Regions from separate parts of the Homo sapiens genome. Here region 1 is linked to region 2. The links are chromatin contacts, found by Hi-C or POLR2A ChIA-PET in ENCODE. All regions are on one chromosome and are shown on one strand. The core of a region is the stretch at or near the end of the contact, and the rest is flanking DNA. Distances in the headings are between cores, read along the strand shown.

Evidence for each region. A loop is a pair of places that touch in the nucleus more often than their neighbours do. ChIA-PET counts read pairs that join two places held with the same protein, here RNA polymerase II (POLR2A). Pooled maps may share reads with other maps.
Region 1: a map of B cell shows a loop between it and region 2 (11-fold over the local background). The contact joins two enhancer-like sites. A Hi-C loop is called at or near these places in 17 of 168 maps with a recorded cell type or tissue (B cell, CD4-positive, alpha-beta T cell, CD4-positive, alpha-beta memory T cell and 11 more), 13 of 37 single-sample maps with no recorded cell type and 30 of 50 pooled maps. POLR2A ChIA-PET finds 5 or more read pairs at or near these places in 15 of 52 experiments (AG04450, B cell, CD4-positive, alpha-beta T cell and 9 more).

Annotation. Positions count from the first base shown.
Region 1 is chr3:115,781,509-115,785,931 of GRCh38, reverse strand. No RefSeq gene overlaps it. Among named protein-coding and RNA genes, the nearest start is that of SNORD155, 120 kb to the left of the region's middle. RefSeq lists enhancers at 678-1,356, 1,388-1,888 and a silencer at 1,598-1,647. Within about 2 kb of position 1,836, at least 38 of the 41 ENCODE cell types and tissues checked have a DNase peak (open chromatin) inside an H3K27ac peak, as active enhancers do; they include B cell, CD4-positive, alpha-beta T cell, CD8-positive, alpha-beta T cell and 5 more, where a contact is called at or near this core.
Region 2 is chr3:115,656,219-115,660,835 of GRCh38, reverse strand. The region is part of intron 1 of GAP43 (growth associated protein 43); the gene reads right to left. Among named protein-coding and RNA genes, the nearest start is that of GAP43, 35 kb to the right of the region's middle. RefSeq lists silencers at 1,900-1,969, 2,150-2,379 and enhancers at 1,301-2,172, 2,173-3,045. Within about 2 kb of position 1,940, at least 35 of the 41 ENCODE cell types and tissues checked have a DNase peak (open chromatin) inside an H3K27ac peak, as active enhancers do; they include B cell, CD4-positive, alpha-beta T cell, CD8-positive, alpha-beta T cell and 5 more, where a contact is called at or near this core.

The DNA of each region.
Region 1 (4,423 bases), core at 587-3,086, 130 kb before region 2:
AAAATATTTTCATGAAACCATTTGTTACGGTAAATGAGTTTGGGCATTACTGCCCACGCCCATATGCAATGATTTATCTTCTGCCAAAACAATTTTTATCATCCTGTCCAGACTTTCTAAATGTGGCCCCCCACACACATACTTGTGTGGGGGGTAATGTTGGCAAAATAGTAACCAAGAATGGGGTATAGAAAATCCCTTTTAACCTTTTTGCCACCATAACAAGCTATAGCCTAACACAGATCCTGCAAAAACTCTCTCTTTCTTTTGTTCTTCTAGGGAAAATGAAAGGATTAGGTCAAGAGTTACAGATGTGATCCAGAAGAACCTTTTTTTGTGGCTATTTGTGGCTGTTGGGGCTTTGTTTTGCTTGTTTGTTGATGAGTAGGTGGCAGAAGCCTTTTCAAGAGTGTTTGTCACGTACATTTGGATTCTGAGCAGCTACTGGTCTATTTCCCAAAGGACAAGTGAGCCCACAGAGGTCAGTGGAGAGAGGGAGAGAGTGTGTGTGTGCATGCTCATGAAACGTGGATCAGAATAACAAAAGCAGATGTAGCTGATGGCAGAGGGGCAAGGCTGGAGTTAATAAACCAGCACGCACAGAGGGTTCTGTCAGATGCAGGGAATGCATGACATAATTGTTTCTGCCTCTAATGATCTCAGTGATGTGGGAGACATGAGAATATTAAAACAAGACAGAAAAACGGAAACTCATTTCTAGCAGCTGCCAAACAAAATGGGACGTAAAGCAGGAGAGAGGTATATTGAAATGTTCACAAGGTTCACTTCACCAAAATGAAACTTTACCTCTCACGGATGTCAAATCCTCACCTCTCTCTCATGCAGAAGTCCCCTCCCATTTCCCATCAAACTGTTGCTCCCTGCATTCTTTCTGCATCCTTCCCTGTCACTCTCTTCCCTCGTCACTGTCACTTTGCCTCTCTTGCTTTTTAATCTCTTTCATTTTTCCCCTTCCTTCCTCCCTTCTCCATTATCCTGTCACCACAAACATGCTCTTACAGTTGTTCTCCCCCCTTCCCTCTCTCTCTCTCACACGCGTACACGCACACAAGAACATACACGCACAGACCACACCCCTTCTCATTCATTAGTAATCAACCTGGGAGCCACATCTCCTAATCCCAGCAGTTGAATGGAGCTGTAAAAATGCTCCCTTTGAAAAACACCCAGAAGTGACGCTCCCCGGGCTGCAGGTGGGCGGTGGTGTCGGCGCTGCTGCGATGCTTGCTCCTGCCACGAGGGGGCAGCAGTGCGCGCCGAACGCCGCGCTGCCCGTCGGCGCAGGGAAGGCGGCGCGGACGGCTGCTCACCCGGTGTCACCCGTCACCGCGGCTGACAGCCTGCGTCAGGATTCCGCCCGCGTCCCAGGCGAGCACGGAGGGGCGCAGAGAATAAGCAAACGATTTCTGATGAGTGCGGGCGGGGTGAATTCCGCCTCGGGCTAGTACAGATAGATCTTTTCCAGAAACAAAGGAGTGAGTCAGGCCGCCTGTGAGTCGAGAAGGGAGAGAGGCAGGGCTGGGCGCGACCGCTCGGCCCGGCCGCCTAGCTTCTCCCCGCCCGCCTACCTGCGCCCTCCCTCCTGCCCTGCGGCCCGCGCACCCCCCGCCCACCCGCTCGCGCTGCTGCGGGGCTCCTTCCCCAGGCAGCTGCAGGCGCCGCCCGGTCGGGAGGAAGCTAGAAGGCGGTGTTGCTTGGCCACCTGGGGGCGGGGATGGAGCCGGCCTGCAGAGAGGGAGCGCGGGTGTGTTGGGGGCAGGGTGGGTTTGCAGCCTTTCCTAGGGGTGCGGCTTCCAGCAGTGACGGCAGGGTGAACTCGGCGGCAGGGGGCGGCAACGCTTCTGTCAACCGGCAGCCTCCGCGTGGCTGGGTACTAGAGCTCTGCACATGTTTGTCATAGGTCAGCTCCCCCGACACGCGCGCGCACACGGGGTCCTGGGGTCTTGTTGCGATTCCGCCCCCTTTTACTCCAAAAGAGAGGTAACAGCGTCAACAAGCAGAATAATAAAAAGCGTTTATCGAGTGCTACGCGCAAGGCAGGCTCTGTTTTTACAGTAAATCTATTATTAATTTTAATAAAATGATAGTAAATAATAACAATATGCCCAAATGATGCTGATTGATAACTATCTTATTTCCTTCGTTTTAAGTTGAGAGGATGCAGAAGTATTTTTTTTTCTTTTTCAAGAAGATAGCTAGGTCTGGTTCTCCCTATTTCCAGAGGAGCAAGATGCCTTTATATTTACTCGTGTTGGAAAAACTAGGGTTATAACTACTGTTGGACAGGATTCAGCCTCCGGGCTGTTTTCCCTCCGTGCATTTTTTTTGTTTTCTTTTGAGACGGCGTTTCGCTCTTGTTGCCCAGGCTGGAGTGCAATGGCGCAATCTAGGCTCACTGCAACCTCTGCTTCCCAGGTTCAAGCGATTCTGCTGCCTCAGCCTCCTGAGTAGCTGGTACTACAGGCGTGCGCCACCACGCCCGGGAAATTTTTGTATTTTTAGTAGAGACGGAGTTTCACCATGTTGACCAGGCTAGTCTCGAACTCCTGACCTCAGGTGATCCGCCTGCCTCGGCTTCCCAAAGTGCTGGGATTACAGGTGTGAGTCACCGTGCCCGCTCCGTGCATATTTTTTAAGTGGGAATTTTCATGTAACTGTCCCAATTTACAGCATCCCTTGAACAAGAGAACATCTAGAGACTTGACCTAAATGGTAACCCCATTGGTGGGAGTTGAGGAGCTGTTACTGCCATTAGAAGGGGCAAGTGGCTCTCCAGTTTGCCACAGTACCCACCTTGCCCTAATACGGACTGTTATTACTTGAAGCTGCACCCCTGGGGGAGGGCTACAAGTCAACCCTTTCTTCCCTAACACACACACACACACACACACACACTCACTCTCTCACACAATCTGTCTCTCAATCTCTCCTTTATTTATAAAAGTAAATATTAGACCATAAGTTTCACGAGAGAAGGAATTGTGTCTTATATTTCTTTTGAATCCCTCATAGAAATTCACTGATCTGGACATATTGTAGATACCGCTAAGAACTGCTGAATGGAAATCTGTTGAATAAAATGAGCAATGGAACATTATTTAAACTGTCAGGCTACCACAGATATTGCATCCATTATTTTTAAGGACTATAAAAACATTCATACAAGGCACAACAATTTCTGCTACACGTGCATGCATAAACAGAATTTGATGTTGAAAGCAAAAAAATGTACAACAAAATTAATGTATATGTACTTAATTATAAAAATAAACATTTTTGTTCCTTAGTAATCAGACACAGTAATAGTCTGAGAAATACTAAAGAATGATAGAACTACTCTTTTGTAAGCATTTCAATCTATAGCAAGTTTTGAGCCTGCTATAGAGGTAAAAGAGATATGATGTGATAAAAATGTAAATCAAAATCATAGTGAAAAATAAACTAATATTCTTTTATACTGTATGGAAACTCTAGCTATGCGATACTACATTGCATATGTATCAGTTATAGTTCTATTAGGGAAGTAGAACCATTGTGAGTGATATAAAACCAGGGATTTATTATAGGGTTTAGATTCTATGCAATTATGAGAATGTGTTAAGTAGTCTAAGGCCTCTGCATCTACTCTTGGGCGTGAAGTCTGCAGGGCTGACGATCAAGAAGGAAAGATGCATACGAAATGGATACAGCAAAGAAAAAATGAAACTCATAGTTGTTTCTCATGGCCTCCATGTAAATGACTTGCAGCATAAACTGACGCTTTTCACCAAGGAAACATACACATACCTAGCCAGGGATTCAGAGAAGCAGAAGCAGGGGTATCTAGCAGGACTTGAAGGAGCCCATGCCAACAGGGTGAACCAGCAGATCAGTGACAACTTAGGTGAGCCTGGTTTCACACCCACCTTCAAATCATAAAGATAGTTGGTGCTTCTTTTCTGCCTTCCAGATCTTGTTCATTTTTTCCTTGTGGCCAGTCCTGACCCGGAAACAAAAGGAGTTCTTGGAAATGTGGTTCCGGTTAAGCAAAACAGACACACATAAAGCCATAATAAAGGAATCTTTAAGATCGCAGCATAAAAATCACTGCGAAACTTGGGCTAAAGCAGGGTATTTTGAATATTCAAAAATAAATCATAAATATATGGGCGCAAATAATATATTTTTTAGTTATTTATCAGATTACTTTCTTAATCTGGGGGCATGGGAATTCAGTGGAGAATGAACAGCAAGAAGGAAAAGTACTCAAGGTGATTTGAGAGGATGGACTCCAGAGGATATCACAGATTAATTTGGGTGGAGTCACATAGGCCAGGCATTTTAATAGGATTTAAGACAAGGGGAACTCAGTAGGGCCCTATGAGACAGAACTGTAGCTTCAGATCATAAAAAGAAAAAATAA
Region 2 (4,617 bases), core at 691-3,190:
GCCTAGCCGTTCCACATGTGGACCAGCAACATCTGCACCACTAAGGGCAGTTTGGGCTGGCAATGCAGACTGTCACCCCGCCCAGGCCCACTGAACCAATATCTCCATTTTAACAAATCTTTTGCACATTCAATGATGAAATATACTGGCCCACAACACTCAGACTAAACACACCCGTTCTGAGAAATCTACAGTTCTTTTTGAATATCTCTTTAAATGAAAAGTTTCAGACAGTTTCAGAGGTGCCTCTATTATAAAATTCAGAGAAATAATCAGCAGCAAGAAGGCCAGGCCTGACATATCCCAACCTGACTCCAACTTTATGAAAGTCTCTTCACTTCTCTGGATCTGTTTCTTTGTCTGTACATTAAGGGAGTTGACTAGGAGATTTAAGACAAACATTCAAAGTGTAAGTTTGAATTGTGTGCAAATGTATATATGTTCTGTTTCCCTATTTCTCTAGAAAAGAAACATCTAAGAAGTTATCTGTGATCTTATTCTAGTATCTGGAATGGTATTTATAGGTATATAATTATAGGTACATAATTACTGGGAATTTTGGAATATGTATACAACATGAGGATCTCCAAACTGAGAGAGCACCAAACTTCTCCGCTGGCCAGCCTCCCATGTGGCAATACCCTTGACTCTGTACAGTTAAGGATGACTTGACCTGCATGCCTCTATGAACTGTTAAATAAACCACCTCAACAGGAAAGCAGACACCATCCTTTAGGCATCTAATTCCTACCCTCTCAGAATGCAGTAACAAACCCTTCATGATTCAGCAAAAAGCTAAACATTCCCCCAAAGCCTCTGCGATGAAAAAAGTGAAAGATTCTAAAGAAATGTCTCCCTTCACAAGTTTTAAAGCCAAGTTTTTAGCTGTGTTGAAAATCTGAATGGAACTCACTGTCCTAGTTGCGGGGGAGGGGGCTGCTAAAAATAAATAAATAAGATACGCGAATCACTGTTATCCTCTACCACAGTTGGCTTCAACCTATTTAAAAAGAAAAAGAGGTCAGAAAACAGAGAGGGAAGGTTCTAACCCTCATGAGCTTCCTACACTCATCACTGGCAGATGCAGTATTGTCTCTCTACAGCTCGTCTACCCTCGTGGGTCTCTTCAGTCATCAGCTTTTAGGGATGGGGACCCATTCTGACCCTAAGAAGCTTGCTGCCTGACACCTTGCCCCTCTTCCCTTTTCTCTCTCTCTAATATTTTATTTTAATTTTTCGCTCTCCTTTCATGTGGACCTGAAGCCACTTACAGCCTGTGACAAAGCCCATCACATCGTAGTGTTTAATGTTCATTCACATTATTGAATGAATGAACAAATGCATGCTGGTGCCATGTGTTTCCAAGCGAAGAGGAAATCTCACACCAAGTCTAAATTTGGCCACGTCTACAATCATCTCACTTCTTTCCACCTGCTTCGTTTACCCTCCCCCCCGAAAAAGAAACTTGTGTGCAATTGTCTATAGAACCTGCATTTCATAGTGAGAAATGGAAAGTTCAAATGAAAAAGCCTAGAAAACTTTTTAAAAATAGTAATAATCATGAAAGGCCATTGTTTTCCAAATGGGGTCTCTGGCCTTCACTCCTCAGCTGTTTGTTCCTTCCTGTGCTGTCTTCTAAAGACAGAGCATTGCTGTTTAGTTTCCAAAGGTCCGCTTTTGCTGACAAAGAAACCTTCCTGCCGGCCGCTCTTCCACTCCCCTGGCCCTGTTAGAGAAAGAGGCGCAAACAGCCCGAAGAATGCTAAAGTGCTTTTTGCCGCCTCCAAGCAAGGAAAAAGTGGGCGGTACAAGAAGGTTACTTCCAATTGACCCAGCTTTCTCTCCTCTTCCCCACCCGCTGCTTAACCTTGGCTGACCCAGGGCTGCTCAGTCCCCGGAAGCAGGCTGCGGTTGCTGCTGCGGGTGGGAGCTGAAGGCGAGCGGGCCAAGAAGGGCGAAGGAGAGAGCCCGGCGCATCGCCCCTGGGTGCCCTCCTCCCGCGGAGAGACCTGGGGCCCTGGGCTGACGCTTTTGTTCTCCAAGCCCCTGAAAGAAGCAATTATCTCCCAAACAAGAGATTGTGGAGATTCGTTAAAAATGAAAGCGAACTCCCGGGTGTTCGGGGAGCAAGAGGCCTCCCCGGAGGTCTGCGGAGTTGGAGGAGGAGCCCCGCGGACCCCAAGCGCCGTGTCGCTGCCTCTGGGGGGCTCTCCGTGCAGCGGGCGGAGGCCGCGCCACGCCCTGCGGTCCCCAGGGTCTCAGCGGCTGAGGCCACGCCCGCAGCACGGCCGCGAGCCCGCGCGGGTGGGGGCGCAGAGAGCCGGTGACTGACGGCAGCCGGGGAGAAACAAAGAGATGAGATCACACTGCAGAGCCGCCGAGGGAACGCCTAAAGAAGGCAGAAAATGAGACGCGAAAAGGGCCTCATGGAGTCAGAACGCAGAAGGTGGGGTAGGAAGGCCAAGGCAGAGAAACGAAGCCCTGACTTGGAGAAGGGAAACCAGGCAGTTTGTAAGCCCAAGAGTAAGAAGCAAAGTGGGGAGAAGGAAGACAAGCCAGAACCAGCCCTACTTAGGAAAAAAAAACCAAAAAAGTTTGCTTCAACCCTCTCCTCTCCTCTGCTGCCCGTCACGTTGTTCTCTAAACTCTGATGATTTGTGTCAGTTCTTTACATCGTATTTTGTTTTGTTTGAGTCTGGGGTCTAAGGATGGGCTTCAGAGTATCCCTGAAGTAGTGTGCAGTATGTTTGGTTTATATGATTATTTCAGTGTTGAATGCTCATAGCTTTTTTATATGTCTAAGGTATGTAATACCCCGAAGAAGGTTAACTGTTTCTAGGCCGCACCATTGTGGAAAAGAAAAAACAAATAGAAAACAGCTAACATGGAAATGTTACCAGGGATGAGGAATTTAGTAATACCTTGTCTCTTTGGTTAATCAGATTAATACCAGTCATCTAATCAAAATAAACATTTTTGGCTGGGTACGGCGGCTCACGTCTGTAATCCCAGAACTTTGGGAGGCAGAGGTGGGGAGGATTGCTTGAGCTCAGGAGTTCGAGGCTAGCCTGGACAACATAAGGCAATTGTGTCTACAAAATATATTATTTCATATATTATTAATATATGTTACATTGGTTTTGCCTGGGGCTCCTTGAGGCAAGTCACCAAAGGAGCAAGGCCAAATCTCATCACATAAGATTATTAACTAGAAAAGACTAATTTGTTCTAGGGCCATACTTGTACCTGATAGCTTCTCACCCAACTGTAAGTTGATTAAGGGCAGTGACCTTATCTGGTTTGTCATTTTAACAGCAGCTCCTAGCATAGTCCGTGGGACTTAGCAGGTACTGAAAAAATATTTGCGAAAGAAATTAATGAATTAACAAGTGAAAGATAGTCTTCTCCCCATCTCCCCATAAACTGATCAATACCCAAGAGGCCCGGGATCAGTTTCACCATCTGGTGGTAACTATGGGTAGTTGAACAAAATCTCACCCAGTGTTCCTTTCTTCGTCCTGGGGGTGAACACACACCTAAGCAGTCTTTCTCCTTAGACCTAAGCAACTCACCTCTCCTACACTTCCACTTTAGCTCATCGCTTGCTCACATAAGCCACTCATTTCCTCTTTTATTCTCTTTTTATCTGTTTTCTCTTTGCCCTCTCCCCACATGATGTTTCTTCCAACCTTTGCCCATCATAAGAAATCATTTTATCCATCCCTCCTTTCATTTATCTTGAGACTCTCATTATGACACAGAAGTAACTAATACAAAAGAGTTTTGCTATAATTTTCATTCTCAGTACTGTTGAGGGTGGGCTACCATAATACTTGTAGACTAGAAAAGGGAAATTATACGCAAGTACGTGTGTATATAGTTTTTTATATTTTTGCATTTTTAATGAAATTATATATGAGGAAATGGTTCTATTACACTCCGAAGCCCAGTAACATTATTTTCTTCTATGTTTCCATTGCAAACATATAGAATTTCAGTTACATTTTGGATCAATCTGAGTTTTACAGACAGGTCTGGAAATTTTAGGTTATTTCTGTGGGGAAAGCCTTTTATGTTTCAAGTTTAACAATTTCTTTTTGAAATACAATCCATTTTTTACTAGGAAATTGCTTGCTTTTCTAAGAAACTTCTCTAAGGGGCTGTTTCACTGATACACTTTTACTTTCTGAGAACGATGGAAAGATAACATTTCTATTATTACAAAATCGAAGTTTAGGTAGATTACATCATTTTCTCCCAACCAAATTTCAGATTAGCAGAAAAAGTCCTCTTTTACCTAGATCAGGGATTCCCCACCCTCAGTATACATATTTACACCAAAGAGGCTTGTTTAAATCCAATTCATAGGTTCAACTTTCAGAGATGCTGGTCGAGGGAGCCTAGTATAAAGAGCCCAAACTGCATGTTAGTAAATGTGCTAGTGGGCTGCATCTATGGTCCTTAGACCTGAACCACAGTCCTGATTGGAAACAGCTTCCTTGATTTTATATTAAACAATTCAGAATTTTCTATTTCTACCCCATTACCTCTTTACTTTCAAGTCAAGTGGATACCCAGCAGCCGCTATCCCACACAAATGACCAAGAATCACTATTC